2 separate regions of the Mus musculus genome follow, and region 1 is linked to region 2. A link is a loop called in an ENCODE intact Hi-C map of the cell type or tissue named here. Cell type or tissue: left cerebral cortex. All regions are shown on one strand.

The links. A loop is a pair of places that touch in the nucleus more often than their neighbours do. Peaks named below come from ENCODE experiments on the same cell type or tissue, not always from the same donor. Only the 100,000 strongest peaks of a DNase experiment are listed, where the experiment ranks them.
Region 1: it touches region 2 in a loop (7-fold over the local background); 5 of 42 quality-filtered maps call a loop at or near these places.

Annotation. Positions count from the first base shown.
Region 1 is chr2:73,546,129-73,554,128 of GRCm38, reverse strand. No RefSeq gene overlaps it. Among named protein-coding and RNA genes, the nearest start is that of Gm30940, 11 kb to the left of the region's middle. In left cerebral cortex, a CTCF peak has its summit at 3,138 (motif pointing left); a DNase peak (open chromatin) is centred at 3,140; H3K4me3 peaks cover 407 bases.
Region 2 is chr2:74,659,130-74,667,129 of GRCm38, reverse strand. It overlaps Evx2 (even-skipped homeobox 2), which reads left to right and starts at 7,573. Exons shown (of 3, transcript NM_007967.3): 1 at 7,573-8,000. The coding sequence starts at 7,711. Gm31790 (a long non-coding RNA gene) reads right to left here and starts at 5,579. Exons shown (of 3, transcript XR_374674.2): 1 at 3,199-5,579; 2 at 2,104-2,305; 3 at 239-642. In left cerebral cortex, CTCF peaks have their summits at 3,372 and 5,120 (motif pointing right); DNase peaks (open chromatin) are centred at 3,370, 5,140 and 7,964.

The sequences.
Region 1 (8,000 bases), 1.1 Mb after region 2:
GGATGGCACCCCCCACAATGGGCTAGGCCCTCCCCACTTTATCATTAATTGAGAAAATGCCCCACAGCTGGATGTCATGGAGGCATTTCCTCAAGGGTAGTTCCTTTCTCTGTGACAACTCCAGCTTGTGTCAAGTTGACACACAAAACCAGCCAGCACAAGGTCTAGAGACATGGCTCAGTGCTTGAGCACTGGTTGCTCTTGCAGAGGACCTGAGTTGAGTTTGATTCCCAGCATCCACATGGGGGCTCACAACCATCTGGTAAGTCCAGTTCTGGTGGCTTTGGCATCCTCTTATGGCCTCTGTAGATATCATGAATGTACATGTTATGCAGGCATATATGCAGGTAAAGCACATAAAATAAAAATAGTTTTTTTGTTGTTTGTTTAAAAGAGTTTCCAATCAAGCTACAGAATCAAAGAAAATATTGCAACCTTTAATTGTGGAAAATTCCATCTGCTTCCTCTTTATTTATGAGTCACCAGCTGTTTACTACTCTAGAGGTGGTGGGACCTGGGAGGATGGAGCTGATAAATCATGAGGCAGACTAAAGTCTCATGCAATAGCCAAGGTTAGAGCCCCAGACAATTTACACGCTGAGGGTTCAGAGGAGTCATGTGAGTAAAGTGTACAATTATAAGGACAAGCCACATGTGGTGTGCAAGCCACTTGTAGTGGGCAAGTTGCACACAGTAAAACACATGTTTTTCTATAGAGGCACACTAACAAATGACAATAGCAAGTTATAATGAATAACCTGACATAAACTCACTCTAATCCATTAGCCCTGGGAGGAACATGAAAGCACACTCCTAAAAACAGGTCCGTGCTTGGAAGAGACTAAGGTCACCAGACTCTTGTCTTTTCTTGGAGTTTTCTCAGAGTTTTTCCACAAGTACTCAGAGTACACCTCACATGACTCCATTCTTAGGCTGTGTTCCAACAAGGAGCTGTGATTTTTTTCTGAATGAAAGCCCCGGGTGATGCTCTGTACTAACACAGCATTCAAGTAAGTGCGGGCCCAGCCCTCCAGGAATGAACTGTCTGAGGCAATACTAGATAGGAAGTGACATGCAAACAACAACATTCAGACACTAGAGTCTGGCCACCACTGAAAACACAGCTCAAACCTGTGACTCATTCACAGAAGAACCACAAATAATGACTATAGGAAGACCAAAAGAAACAACTTTTCTTCTTCTTCTCCTTCTCCTTCCTTTTCTCCTTCTTCTTCTTCTCCTCCTCCTCCTCCTCCTTCTTCTCTTCCTTTCTCCTCCTCCTCCTCTCCCTCCTTTCCCTTCTCTTTTTTTTCTTCTTCAAGAGAGAACACAATTCTTTGCAAAGGTTGAATTCAGCCGTGAATCGGGAAAATGGTCTTTCACAGTAAGTCTATTCAGATTTCATTTTCAGTTATGTAAGATTACAGAGCTCTCTGCTCACCTTAGCGACTCTTCTTCCCACTTTAAATCAACTGTATACTGCCATTTCTTTATATGAGGCAATTTAAGATAACAGAAATCATACCTATGAAAATAGTGTATAGGGCTGGAGAGATGGCTCAGTGGTTAAGAGTACTGACTGCTCTTCCAAAGGTCCTGAGTTCAAATCTCAGCAACCACATGGTAGCTCACAACCATCTGTAATGAGATCTGATGTCTTCTTCTGGAGTGTCTGAAGACAGCTACAGTATACTTACATATAATAATAAATAAATCTCGAGGCCAGAGCAAGCAGAGGTCCTGAGTTCAATTCCCAGCAACTACATGATGGTCATAAGCATCTGTACAGCTACAGCATACTCATATAAATAAATAAATAAATAAATAAATAAATAAATAGATAGATAGATAGATAGATCTTTTAAAAAAGAAAGAAAATCGTGTATAAATTCAACTTTAGTAATTCAAGATTTTTTGTTTGTTTATTTGTTTGTTTTATGATGATGCTAGATTTCAAACTCTCATGCAAGCAAGTTGGGCAAATGCTCTACCACCGAGCTGAATCCCCCCTCAGGTTTTGCCTTGTTTGAATACACATTACTAGGGAGTTTGCGCTGAAAAACAAACAAACAAACAAACAAACAAACTTCTGTAGTATATCCTTTAGTAAAGCAAGAAAACCTTTAAAATCTCATAACTACTTGCATAGTCCCCCAAGGGTCTACTCAGGTGAGCGTGAGTCAAGGTTCACTTGAATTTGGGTTCTTCATTATTTATTCTTTCTGAGTTGTGCTACATTTGAGGCTTAGACTCCATCAACATCTCAGCTAAACTTTGACTCTCAAGAAAAGTTAAAGTGGCTCTTATTCCAGCCCCCCATACTCATGGGGTGTCTTGATAACACAGCTTTTTTCTTTTTTCTTTTTGATTTATTTATTTATTATATGTAAGTACACTGTAGCTGTCTTCAGACACTCCAGAAGAGGGTGTCAGATCTCGTTACGGATGGTTGTGAGCCACCATGTGGTTGCTGGGATTTGAACTCAGGACCTTTGGAAGAGCAGTCAGTACTCTTACAAACAAAACTCTCCGTCCTAGCCTAGTGGTACCTGCTTACAAAAATAAATAAAAACTTTTCTTCTAACCATGTAACTTCAGAGAAATTTACTTTAGAAAACAACGTACCATTCACAAAAATATCATTGACTGTGGTAGGATATTAGTGAGCTATGTTTTGGCAAGGTGGCCAAACAGCACACGCCTCACTACACCGTAGTGCTTTAAACGGTGCAGACACATAAGGAAGAATGAAGTCATGTTAACTGAAGGAAAATGAGTGAACTAGAGATAGCTGTACTAGAGGAATAAAGATGGTCTCAGAAAGGCAAAAGCCATGTTTTCTCTCACTTTGGGGTGCAAGATTTTATTTAAATATGTGAAGCATATGTTGTTCAGAGGGCTTGAAGGTAGACACGAACCGTGGTGTGGAACAAAGGCAGCAACAGGAGGGGCAGAGAGGAAGGAGAGGGTGTCTGGGGTTGGGAGAGTCGTCCAAAGTACATATATACTTCCATGAGATAGTCTTATGTACCCACTGCAATAAAAATTTTAAAGATTAAAAAATAAAAAATAAAAACGGGGCACACCCAGAAAAAAAAATCCTATTTAAATAAACGAGGCAGCAGTGCCCTCTGGTGTTCAGATGTCAGTACTACATCCAGTAAGTTAAAACACAGAACCACAAAATCTGCTTAAAGCAAGAGCTCTCTCCAAATAGCGTAAGATCGGGGGTGTACCTCGACACTGACCTTATCCACAGACCTGTTAAGCCACATTCCTAGCTGTCCCAGAACACATGTGGCCTAGGGGGCTTTGGGTTAGACACCCGGCTTTAAAGTAGAAACAAACAAACAGCACAGTGCTGGCTGGATAACCCTCCATTTACAGCACATCCATGACCACTAATCTTTGTTAACTAAATTTTGAAAATTTACTGGGCAGAAATCAGGTATATTATTAGGCCGATTTCCTAGTTGCTATCCTCCGATTGCTCCTGGGTTCTTGTTTATCTAATGGCCTTTCTCACAATGGTGATGGCTATCAATCCCATTGGAATTGGTGCCCAAATGCACATTGGGCTCTTCTGGTCAATTCCTGTGCTATCATAAGAGTGGTTAAGGGGCTGGCGAGATAGCTCAGTGGTTAACAGCATTGATTGTTCTTCCAAAGGTCCTGAGTTCAAATCTCAACAACCACACGGTGGCTCACAACCATCTGTAATGAGATCTGATGCTCTCTTCTGGGGTGTCTGAAGACAGCTACAGTGCACTTGCATATGCTAGAACTCACGGTGCCAGAGAAATTCTGCCTGCCACAGACCCCTGCCCAAGCCTTTAAGAGTGACCCATCACTGTGGCTCAGGCTGACCTGCCCGTTCTGTACTTGGGTGGCCAAGGTTCTTGTCAGTGATTCCTAGACTGCAGGGTTTCATGTAAAAAAAAAAAATCCAAAAGAATTTTTCCAGAGGGCAGCTTAAGATTGTCAATAACAAGTGTGACTAGTTTTAAACCTTACCATTTTATTATAACCATTATTTTATGGAAACAAGGATTTCATATCTGTCTTGACCATATTCACCCCTCCTCCAACTCCTCCCTTCTCAATTACTTAGCTTCATGTCTTCATCTTCTCTTCCTCCTCCCTCCACTCCTCCTTTGTCGACAAGTCCAATTGTGCTGTCTACATATTCTTGGAAGTGTGGCCTTCTCCACTCACCTGAGGCCACACTCCTAGAGAAAACTGATTCTTGCTCTCAGTAGCTGACAGTTGGCAACAGATCCTCAGCTGGGATGAGACCTCACACCCAGCTCCCCACTCCATGTTGGGATTTCATGGCTTGGGCTTGCACAGGTTATTGTGCACGCTGTCATCAGCCACTGTAAGTTCACACATGCAGCTGCCCTGCTGTGTTCAGTAGACAATTTCCCTGTAGTCATTTGCTACCTATTGCCCCTACTCTCTTTCTCACACACACCTACGATCTCTGATCCTTAGGCATGGGGGCGGTGGGGGGGGGGGAGCACTCCATATGCGTTCCATTTAGGGTTGTATCTCTAGTTCTTTACCGTCTATTGGTAAAGTAGCCCACTGGCTGACCCAGAGCACACATTGGAATCACTTTTTTCCAGTTCGGACCTGACATTTTACAACCGAGAGACTTTGGCTAAAATGTGTGAATCAGGGAAACTACGACCTTTGTAGAGAAGCGTCTAGACCAGAATCCTTCTAGAGGCTTAGCTCCTGGAGTCGAGCTGGCAGAACCACACAGGCACATGGTGCTCCTTCCCTCTCCCCTGCCCTTGGCCCTGGTCAAGTCTGATGTATAGATCTCCCCGAGGGTCTGGTTGGGGAACATCCCTGCCTTCAGGCATGAACAGTAGCTGCTCTTACCTGCTCTCTGCTCTCGTTAAAGCCTCTTACAGGAGAGCTCAGTGTAGGTCCTGCCTCTGCAAAGCTGACAGAGACTGGCTTTGATAACAGGGATCAGTAAAACAGCAGGACATGAAGTGGCTTATCCATGAGCTGTTGGAACCATTTAGAGACATCACTGAACTCCACTGAATCATCTATGATCTGGATCAGACCATGATTTAGACTCTCAGATTCTATGTTTGTGGGTCCAGCTTACACCTACAGGACCAAGGCTGGGCATGCCACAAAAAAACCTTTAACATCCAGAACAGCCCCACAACAAAGAATGGTCCTCCCCTACACATGAGCACGTTGTTGAGCAAGTCATCTCTCTGTTGCCTAGGAGGATATAAGAACCATTAAGAAATTAGACTCCCTGACATAGCAGAAACCAGAAGTGCCCAGCATGAGTAAGGGAAGTGTCAGGTAAAAAGAAGTGTTCCTGTCTGGTAGAGGGGAAGTGGGGCTGTGCCCTCCAGCATGCCCTTCACTTTCTCCAGTGTCTGGATGCAGTTGTGTGGTGTGTCTGAGTGGCAGTAGGGGAGTATGTGGCAGTGGCTTTGTAAGTTTTAGAAGGAGGAAGCAGAAAGGGCCCCAGGGTTTCCTGAAAGCCTCCTCGCCTCCTTCTCTTGCTTCACCTTTTCAAAGGCTTCCAAACCAGCTGTTGTACCTGGCCATGTGATTTCTGCATCCTGCTGAGATTTGAGCCCCCTCCTCCCACTCTAGGAAAACCATGAGAGAACAAGATAGGTGTTGTTTACAAGAGTGTAAGGACCCTAGAGTGTCTGAGGCCTAGTGAGAAGAGACAAAGGACTTGAAAAACATAAGCACTTCCCACATGCAAGCTCTAAATTGCCACATGTAAAGATCCCGCTCAGAGGGCTGGCTGGTCATGCTCACACCACCACCCTAGCGTAGCTTCTTGGTGCCCCAAGAACTCTCAAGTACCTCACTTGGATGCTCCAAGACATGGTCTGTTTTCTTCCTCCATAACAGCACTACATGAGGAAATTTCTAATATCCACATTTTGTAAACAAGGACATCAGTTTTCATGAGAGAGAAACAACTAACCTAACGCCACACTGGAAGCAAGAAAGGGCAATGCCAAGACAGAGGGACATGTCTATCCAACCCCAAAGTCAAACCTTGGTGACACTGTAAAGTGGGCAGTGGTGGACCGGGCACCTCACCTGCTCCGGTGGCTTACCCCCTTCACTAGAAATGGTCTCTTTCAGATTTAGAGTCAATGCTGAGCTCACGGTGTCCCCCACCGTTAGCTGAGAGGGGAGGTTTTCCAGGAGGCATACAGAGAGACTGCTGTTTTTTTGTGGGAAGGCTCTGGTAATCCCAGGCTCACCAGAAGGCGCTGTGAGAACAGGCTGTGAGTGGCCACAGGGATAGGTGCCTTCCCTTCAGCCCCTGACAATGCAGTACGCAGGCAGAAAGCCCAGGGACGTACTGGGCTATAGCTCAGTGGGAGAGCACCTGCCTAACACATCTAAGGCCCTGAGTTTGAGCCCCACAATCACCAAAACAAAACAGCCCTGAAAGGCAGCGGATGGGGAAGGCTCTTCCTCCTAGGAATCCTGTATATGACCATAACATTTTATTCTGTATTTGTTCATACAGTACACCTAGAATATATACCTATTATCTACCGAACAAAATTCTAGACCAGTGGTTCTCAACCCTGTGGTTCATGACCCCTGTCATGGAACAACTCTTTCACAGGGATTGCGTAAGACTACTGGAAACCACAGATATTTTCATTAAGAGTCATAACAGTAGCAATTCGCAGTTATGAAGTAGCAATACAATAATTTTTTGGCTGAAGGTCACACAACCGGAGGAACTGTATTAAAGGGTCACAGAGATAGGAAGGCTGAGAACCACTGCTCTAGGGTCACACAAGCTTCATGGTGAGAAAGAAAACCTATCTGTCCTTAGGCAGCTTAAAGTCTCGTGGGATATCCAGGTAGACAAACAGGGTAGATGTCTGACCTCCCAGACCTGGCTCCCCCTCCCTTTTTCCTTGGCCTAGAAAGGTTTGGGTCCCCTCCCCTTTGGCACTCATGGTTCAGCTCCCAGAAGCCACGTTCTTGTTGGACAAGCAGTAAGAAGCAGGTGCTCCTAGCAGCGCAGAGGCAGACCTGAGTTCACACCATGGTCTCAGGTCAACACACGCCCACCAATAAGGCTAAAATGAGCTTTCAACACCAGCTTGGCTGGACCCTGGTGCACACATCCTCCCTCTACACGTCGACATCCCTGTGGGCTAGGATACCCATTGCTCTGATTTTAACGGGGTGGAAACTGATACTCTGAGCAATGAGGAGGCTATCCAGGTTGCATATTGCTCCTTACTGCAGCGGGTGCTGAGCCAGGGCCCCGGGGGATGATACATTATTATCATTTAGGCACTGCAATCCTGTCATCCTGTGAAGGAAGGGTTTTATGGACCACAGCATAAACACAGGTCATAAGTGACTTGTCCAAAGTGACAAAATCAGTTACTGGCAAACATCTCAGGCGGCTTCTTCTTCTTCTTCTTCTTCTTCTTCTTCTTCTTCTTCTTCTTCTTCTTCTTCTTCTTCTCCCCGTCCTCGTCCTCCTCGTCGTCTTCCTCCTCCTCCTTCTCCTCCTCTTCCTTCTTCTAATATGGAACAGAGTTGATTTAGGACATGCAGGGGCGATTTGAGAGGGTACTAGAGACAGAGAAAGACAGAGAGGGAGACAGACAAAGAGACAGAAAGAGGAAGAGGAGGAGGAGGAGGAGGAGTGGAGGAGGTCGGCCATGAGCACGTGGCAGGGTGGGTGGGGGGAGCGGGAAATGGGGAAAAGGGAGGAAGAGGGTAAGGGAGTAAGAGCCAGAGGAGAAGAGGAGATGTCTCTGGCTTCTTTATCATTATTTTTCTCCCTTTTATTTTATGCCTATGTGTGTTTGCCTGTGTGTACATCTGTGTCCTGTATGGAGGCTGGAAGAGAGTATCAGACACCCTGGGACTGGTGTCCCTCATGGCTGTGAGCTGTCCTGTGGGTACTAGGAACTGAACCCAGGTCCTCTGTAAGAGCTCTTGACTGCTGACCA
Region 2 (8,000 bases):
ATTGAGTGTGTCAAGTCAAGGGGGTGTCCTTTCTTCTCTTCTCGTCTCTTTTCTTTTCTTTTCTTTTCTTTTCTTTTCTTTTCTTTTCTTTTCTTTTCTTTTCTTTTCTTTTCTTTTCTTTTCTTTTCTCTTCTCTTCTCTTCTCTTTTCTTCTTCTTCTTCTTCTTCTTCTTCTTCTTCTTCTTCTTCTTCTTCTTCTTCTTCTTCTCTCTCTCTCTGTCCGCCCCCCCCCCCCCCACCACCACCAAGTAAAGTCCGGACTGGTGACAGGCGCAGTCCGAGTTCATAGAACTTCATAGGGACAGAGTAGGCTCTAGTTGTGAGTACCGGAGGAGCTAATACCAGATAGAGTTAGGTAGGGTGGCTCTAATCGCTCTGTATTTCCACCTCCTCTCACAGAGTCTTAACAACTTATGGGTCGTCCTTGTGAGCTCTGATTTGAATCTAGGTCGGTCTCCTGAGAGCTATTTTAGACTTGGTTAGTCAAGAGTGCTGGGTGGGTGCGTGAGCCTCAAAGTGGGCCAGTTTGATGCTGTACTATCAACCTTCAGACCAGTTTATCTTTTAAGAAAATCACTCCCCTAAACGTGCAATACTAAGTCCAGCTTGTCACTCAGCGTCACTGCCTTCTGAAAATAAGCTCTGAGAAAGAAGAAGAAAAGAAGAAAAGGAGTGAGCAAGGTCCTTCTGGGCCTGGTCTGGTCTGGCATCACAGGGTGGGCTGATGGCATTAGAGTGTTGACACAAAAACCACAGTAACCATAAAAGGCTCAAATAAGGGGATGGGGGTGTAGGTTATGAGAGGTACTGGAAACTAAGAGAATTTGTATAACTTTTAAAAATCCTAGACCTGGTCATGGTCAAATTCAAACCCGGAGGGTCTCTCCAGGTTTTTGCAGCATTGTGATGGGTAGTAATTTGTTGATCGCGATAATTTTGATTGCTTGAGAAAGGACAAAAGTTAGAATGGAAGCTGGATTGCATTTGAAGAGCCAGGTAGTAGTATTTCTGAGCTTTTGAAAAAGAGTAACAATGAGATGTTGTATTTTCTCCTTGTTTCCTTTCTTGTTACTCACAGAGAAAGAACAACTTGGGAGCCATTGATACTCCCCCACCGCACCCCTATGGCTTTAAACATTTACTGAAACGTTTTTAAAAACAAATTAAACAGAAATAGCCAGAACCAACACACCTCAGTCTCCTAAAACTCAATAATTTAGTAGTTTTGTGTTCTTTGGGCTTCAGTACCATTTTTTAAAAATCTGACTAATACATTTGATAAGCATTGTATTTTTAAATCGAAGAAAATAAAGTTAAAACAAAAATTGTCACATTTTGAAACTAAAGTCTCAACCTTTGCTTAAATTACCACACAAGAAAATAAGTTGTGCTTGGCTGGGAGAATATAGGAGTTAATGCTTAGGCTAAAACTTCTTGATATAGTCTTCTTCCCTATAACGCTCTGTGGTGCCCTTGTAGAACTTAGGGTTTCTCTGCCAATTTCAAAGGTTATTCAGAAATAAAGAAAGTTTTGAATAATGAATTTTATCATTTTCTATCACCAGCTTGTCTGTGACTTCAACAAAAATTAAGTTTAGATATGCAGAAGTAGGTTATACTAGAAAAAGGTCTCTGAAAGGGCCCACAGGTAGAACTCCAAATCCCAGGATCCCAGGGAAGTCACTGCTGTTGAGCCAGACTGCTGAGGCTGATTATGAGGTAAAATTAGGGTGTTGGTAGTTTACGGGGTGGGTAGGCAGGTATAGAGAGGATGCTGCAGTTAAATAAGAAGAAATGTTTTCGTTTAGCTTGGATATCTTGTGTCCAAACTGTATTCAAGCTGAAATTTAATTGTAATCTATTTTTTTCCTTCAATTTTTTTTTTTGAGACATAGATCCACTCTCTAGCCAAGGCTGTCCTCAAATTTTCAAAAGGGGTGGGATTACAGGCATGAACCTCTATGCCAGGCTTATAACCATTTTTTTTTCAGATGTCCAAGAGCACAGGGTGAGCCTTATATTTGTGTGGCAGCACATCACAATGAAATCTTAACAAAAGGATAAGCAAGAGTTTAGCAATGAAAATAATTTCCAAATACTTACCTATTGTTCTGTGAAAAAAAAAGCTACATTTCCTGATTTGGGTGAAAGGCCATGATGTCCTTTGCTGCCCCAATCCCCTTCCACGTCTCTCCATTTGCTTCTCTTTCTTCTTTCCTTCCTCAAGCGCCCCACTGAGTATTGAATCTGTGCTGGAGACAGACATAGCCTCTGTTCTTTCTTGTAGATCTCACAATTTGTACATCTGTTTGGGGATGGAAAAATGAATGGATACAGGCTATGACTTAGACTTATTGAAGTGTCCTGTTTACCAAGACAGCAATGAGCTCAATTAACAACACAATTGATGACGATTACAACCAGGATGGCAGGATCCTGCCAGAAAAGGGTTGTGGGAGATGCCTTTGAAAGTATTTACCTTGATGACCACAACCAGGAAATACAGAACACCCTTTTAATTAACTTTTGAGAAACCAATGATTCAGTAGAAAACGTCTCAGTTTAGAAGCAGGGTCTTAAGTTGAGAAGAACTGGCTGGTTTTTGTTCCTGACCATGTCTGTCTGCCAGCTCTGGAGCTAATTTTTCCTCTCCAGCTAATAATCAACTTCACTCAGGCTGAGAAAAAAAAAAACAGAGCAAACAAAATATGAAGCAAACCCCAAGAGAATCACAACATTTTGTGTATAAGGCAGGTTCTAGCAACAGCCAGATGTCCTGTGTTTGGGGCATTTTCTAAATCTAAAAGGTGGAATCCTTTTGGGTTTAGCAACAAAATTAGCCTATATTTAATGAAAATCTCAGGCAACAACAAACACCCCCCGCCCCTCTAAATACCAGGTGACTTAAAAAAAAAATCCTGAGTTTGCCTCCCACTGGGCAGCAGGGCCCTATTTGAGATGAAGAGACCACCTCCAACTGTGGACTGTAGGAAACAGGCAGGGTCTTCCCTTCCAGAGAAATGCTGAGCTTTTCTAGAGAGCTCTAGAAGGTAGGGCCAGGGCTTAAGGACCGAATAACTTCTTTCTTTCTTCCTAAATAGAAGCAAAGATTGCAATTTGCTATTTTGTCTGACATTTTGAAACAACTTTTCTAACTTGCTAAATGCTTATTCTATGAGTCAAATAGAAGCTTATTACCATTTCAAATAATTCACATTCTCCACGGGCAAGCCACATTATGCATAGCAGCGAAGCAAAGCGGGTGAAGGGTAGGAAAATGCCTAAAAATGTAGAAGGAGTTGAGAGACTGGCAAAGGATGCCAGTGGTATGCTCCGGATCCCTGAAAGGCGACCGCAGTTCCCCGCGCTTGGCGCTAGATGTCCCTGCAAGTTCTTGGGTCTGATCTGAGGGTACATTAAACTCCTGGCAGTTGGCAAATCTGATTAGCCTCGGGGTCCAGGAAGAAAGTAGCCACCAATTCCCTCACTTACAACCATTCTAGGGTAACTTGGAGTTGAAGGTGGAGGGGAGAAGGAAAACTAAATTAAATGAGCTGACCCAGGCGAGGCAGAAAGCTAGAGGCTTGCCTGAGGAGAAATGAGAGTAGGAAGCCTAGAAGACTGGCTTGGTTAGTCCAACCCTCACCCTCTCTTATAAATCGAAACCTGGTCCTGAAGACCACACTTAGCCTAAAGAAAACATGCCCTGCCCGCAGCTCAGACTCTGCAGGTGTTTACTGCCCGTTCACAACATCTGCACTCCCATAAGTTCTCCAGCGAGCTTGAGACTTACTTCGGGTTGAGAACGGGTGGCTGGCATCTTCCACCGGGAAGCCCAGAGCTGGGTGAGACCACCGCATCCCGTGGCCCTGTTGCTGCTCGACGGGGCTTTACTCTTGACCCATCCCTCTGCAAGTCTAGAACAAGTTTTAACCTGAAGTCACAGGTCAAATGTTCACTGTTTACAAGAAACAAATACTTAGTTTGGCAGTCTAACCCCACCCCAGGAGAAAGAAAGAAAGAAAGAAAGAAAGAAAGAAAGAAAGAAAGGAAGGAAGGAAGGAAGGAAGGAAGGAAGAAAGGAAGGAAGGAGAAAAAGAAAAGGAGGAAAAGAAAATGCCCTTGCTTTGTTTACATCATTCTTGCCAGCAAAACTGTTCTTTTTGGGTAATACAGAGAAATTTTTTCCTGTATGTCACCTCACTCCCAATCTTAAAAATTTGGCATGCCCTTCGCATAGGTGGAAGATGCCCTTTGAAGGCATGGGGTTTGGGTTAGATTTTTGTCTGAGTGTTCTTGTTCTTGGTGATGGTACTTTGAAGATATCAGAAACTGAAAACTGGGTCCATTTCTAATTTCATCCTCTCCTTTCTGGAAAGGATATGAAATGACTATTTTTTCAACAAATGTAACTCTCTCTCTCTCTCTCTCTCTCTCTCTCTCCTCCACTGGTGTAATGTTTTTGAGGTAGGCCTGCCTTTAAATAAGACAGGTAACATGAAGAAAAAAAAAAGCGGTTATGCAAAACTTTCAACCCCCCATGACATCCATTATTGGAGATAAGTATAAACCATGAACAATTACCAAAGCTCTCTGTGTAGGAGGTTTCCTTAAAGGGGCGGGGCAATTCCCCAGGGGTTCTCTGGTCTTCAGAAGGTAGATCTATGTAAAAAGCCACTTGTAATTGTATACTAAATGAGTTATACAAATTAGTCAATATTATTACTAGTAATAGGTAATGTTCTAAAGGAACATTAACTATTCAAATGGAATAGTCACTGTGAAATGCTATCCTCTGCTAAGGGCAGTGAAAAGTTATGGATGTTTTTCATTGAGGTAGTTTCCCTGACAAGATCACAAGTATATGTGGGGCAATAGACATCCTGGAAATGCAGTATCAGTGTTACTTAAAAGGTGCAAGGTAGTTTCAAAACCACTAATGAATGAAGGTGTCGCGGAGAAATGATTTTTTTTTCATTTTCAGTAGAGTGGAGTCGTACTTGGCCAGCTTTTGGAACCAGAGGCGGTGGGTCGTAGAAGAAGGTAAGAAATCTTCCTAGGCCACTGAGGTTTCTGCGACAGAAAAGCAGCTCACAGCTGCTGAAACCGCGAGGAAAACAGATGGGGGCGCCAAATGACAGCAATAAAGGCATCGGCGGATTTCCGCCCAGGCTGAGCGACCACTTGCTGCCAGGGTCTTGGCCCCCCATGGAGCCTAGCCTAGACCAAAGATTCTCTTCTAGTCCCTTGGGTAGAGAAGGATTAGGTAGCAGGATCCTCCCAGAGACACTGGGGCCCAGACTGCCTGGACCGGTGGAGCTGGGCGTCCTGGCTGAGAAGCAGTTGGGGGCGCCCGCAGAGCTGGACGTGTGATTAGCGAAGAGAGGTAGCCAAAATCCTGCTTGAGGACAATGCAAGTGCCAGGAACTGAATGACCACTAGGGTAGAATAGCCACTGGGACAGGGGCAAAGGTGGATGCTGGGTCAAATTCTCAAATGGAGGTCATCGCCCACCAGACAATTCTCCTAAGCCTGCGAGCCTATGCAATTTTCCACTTACAACTTTAAAGAGGTGGGATTGTTTTTTTTTTTTTTTTTTTTTTTTTTTTCCAGCAAGCTTGCCTGTAGAAATAAGTTGGCGCTAAGGGGAAGAGGTGAAAAACTTTTGGCATTGACTATATATGTATACACATGTATATAAATATATTTCACACCTCACCTCCCCTTACATTCTTGACGCGCCCCCAACGGGTCCAAGGTTAAAAAGAAAGCGCCAACAGACAGATGGGCAATTAGATCAGAGGTTTACCCCCTAACACACCCCAATATGCTGGGTGTGTCTCAAGGCGGGAAGGAGGGGGGCCCGGGTTAGGGTCTCAGTTAGTCCTGTGACCGGGATGCAAAACCAGCATCAAGACTGCCAGGCTCTCTAGGCTGCTTCGGAAGCTCACGCGCTAGACCACTGTGTCCTGTCCCTGTCTTCCGTGGACCTCGCCAGTGCGGACAAAGCTCTGCTTCTGGGGCAGCAGGCGGGCAAACTGGCACGACGCATCTGAGTCGGGCAGGGTGGGGCGCAAGCGCGGGAGGAGATGAGCGCATTTGAGTGAAGATTGATCTTCCTTAAAATGGTTGCCACCGGCGTCATTATGACTATCAAAGTTATCGCCAAGAGGCTCAGCCTCCAGCCTCAGGCGGGAAGGAGAAGAGGCAAGGCTGGTTGGAGACTCTCTGTGCCCCCAGTCAGCACCAGGAACACCGGGGGCCACAGGTAAGGGCCTAGGGTGGAGGAGGGGGAGGATGGAGAAGTGGAAGAAGAACAAAGTGGGAAAGGAAGGGAGGCAGCAGGAGATTCCATTCCCTCCACTTTGACCCCCAAAACCCAGTTACTTCACCACGAATTCCTCTATTTGAGAAGGGTGGGAGAAAGCCGGCAATTTTAAAAAGTGGGTTCTGTGATGGGGAGCTATGGTACGGTAAATCATGATTGTGTTTAAAGTTAGCTGTCAATTTCTACTATCAGATCCTCCAGTCTAGTTTATTTCCCCTAAGGGAGAATGCGAGGGTGAGAAGCTTATCCATCAGAGGATTATAAAACAAAAAATCTAAGGTCTTCGAGTTCAGAAGTTAGCCTGCAAGCAGTGGTAGAAAATAAGAGAAGATGTAATGATTTCCACTTGGAGGCACGGCACGGGTCCTGTGTACCTCCTCAGCCACGTAGCAAGAAAGCATTTTCAAAAGTCTACAAGATATATTCTCTCTCTCTCTCTCTCTCTCTCTCTCTCTCTCTCTCTCTCTCTCTCTCTGTGTGTGTGTGTGTGTTGGAGGGGAGAATCAAGACTGAGAGGAAAAAGTAAGGAGAGAGAAAGAACTCAGAATTCTATTTGTTAAATAAAATACTCATTATTAATATTTGGTTCTTAAAACAGAAAGATAAGTAATCCTGACAGGAGTGGGCGCGAGGTCTTCTTACGCAACTCTTCCTGTATCCTCCCCTTTACCCGCCCCCCTTACGCCCCCAGCTTGTAAATGTTAAGGCAAAACAAAACAAAACAAAACAAAACAAAAACTTCTCAAGAATCTACCCTGGAAAAATCAAAGCATTATCTATTATTTAACACGTATCTGTGTTCGTGGAGAAATGAGGAAGGCGCTGCATGATTAGGACCTAAGGGGCAACCCAGCAAACTGAGAGCGTAATGATGCCCCTAAATGAAGGGGGAAATGCGCCGCGGCGTGCTCTATTAATCAGACTGTCAATTTCACCCCCGAGGCCAAACCCCCGGGCGAGCAGAACTGGCTGGGAGCGGGCAAAGGACCGGAGCCTTCTTCCTCACTTCTCGTGTCTTCTCGTCTCCTACCTGGATCTATTTGTCTGCTCTGAAGTCGCCTTCATTACCCACTGACAGGAGCGTGTATTTATTTGCTTATAAACCTGTTACAATAAATGATTATTCGAACGGCGTCATTCGTACCTTAATGACGAGCGGGCGCTACTTTTTGATGAATGACATCTCCGACTCGGAAGGATGTATGGGTCATTTTGACCAGTCATTCCCTCGCTCTGGCATCCCACAATTTTTTCCGCCTCCCTCCAAAAGAGATAATAATATTTAGAGCCGCTTGCTGGGGCTGAATGAGAATCAGCCCTGGGCGCAGCCCATCATTAAGACGGGACAGCCAGGCCACTGTGACATTTTTTAGAAAGCTGAGATGATGGAAAGAATAAGAAAAGAGATGATTCTGATGGAAAGAGGGCTCCACAGCCCTACTGCTGGCAAGAGGTTCTCCAGTTTGTCCGATTCAGCTGGCGGTGCTGTGCTCGAGGCCCTGGAAAATTCGCAGCACCCGGCTCGCCTCAGTCCGCGCCTGCCGTCCGCCCCGCTGCACGGAGCTCTGGGAGACCTCCCCGCCAAAGGCAAATTCGAAATAGACACTTTGTTCAACCTGCAGCACCCGAGCAGCGAAAGCACCGTCTCCTCCGAAATTGCCTCCGCTACCGA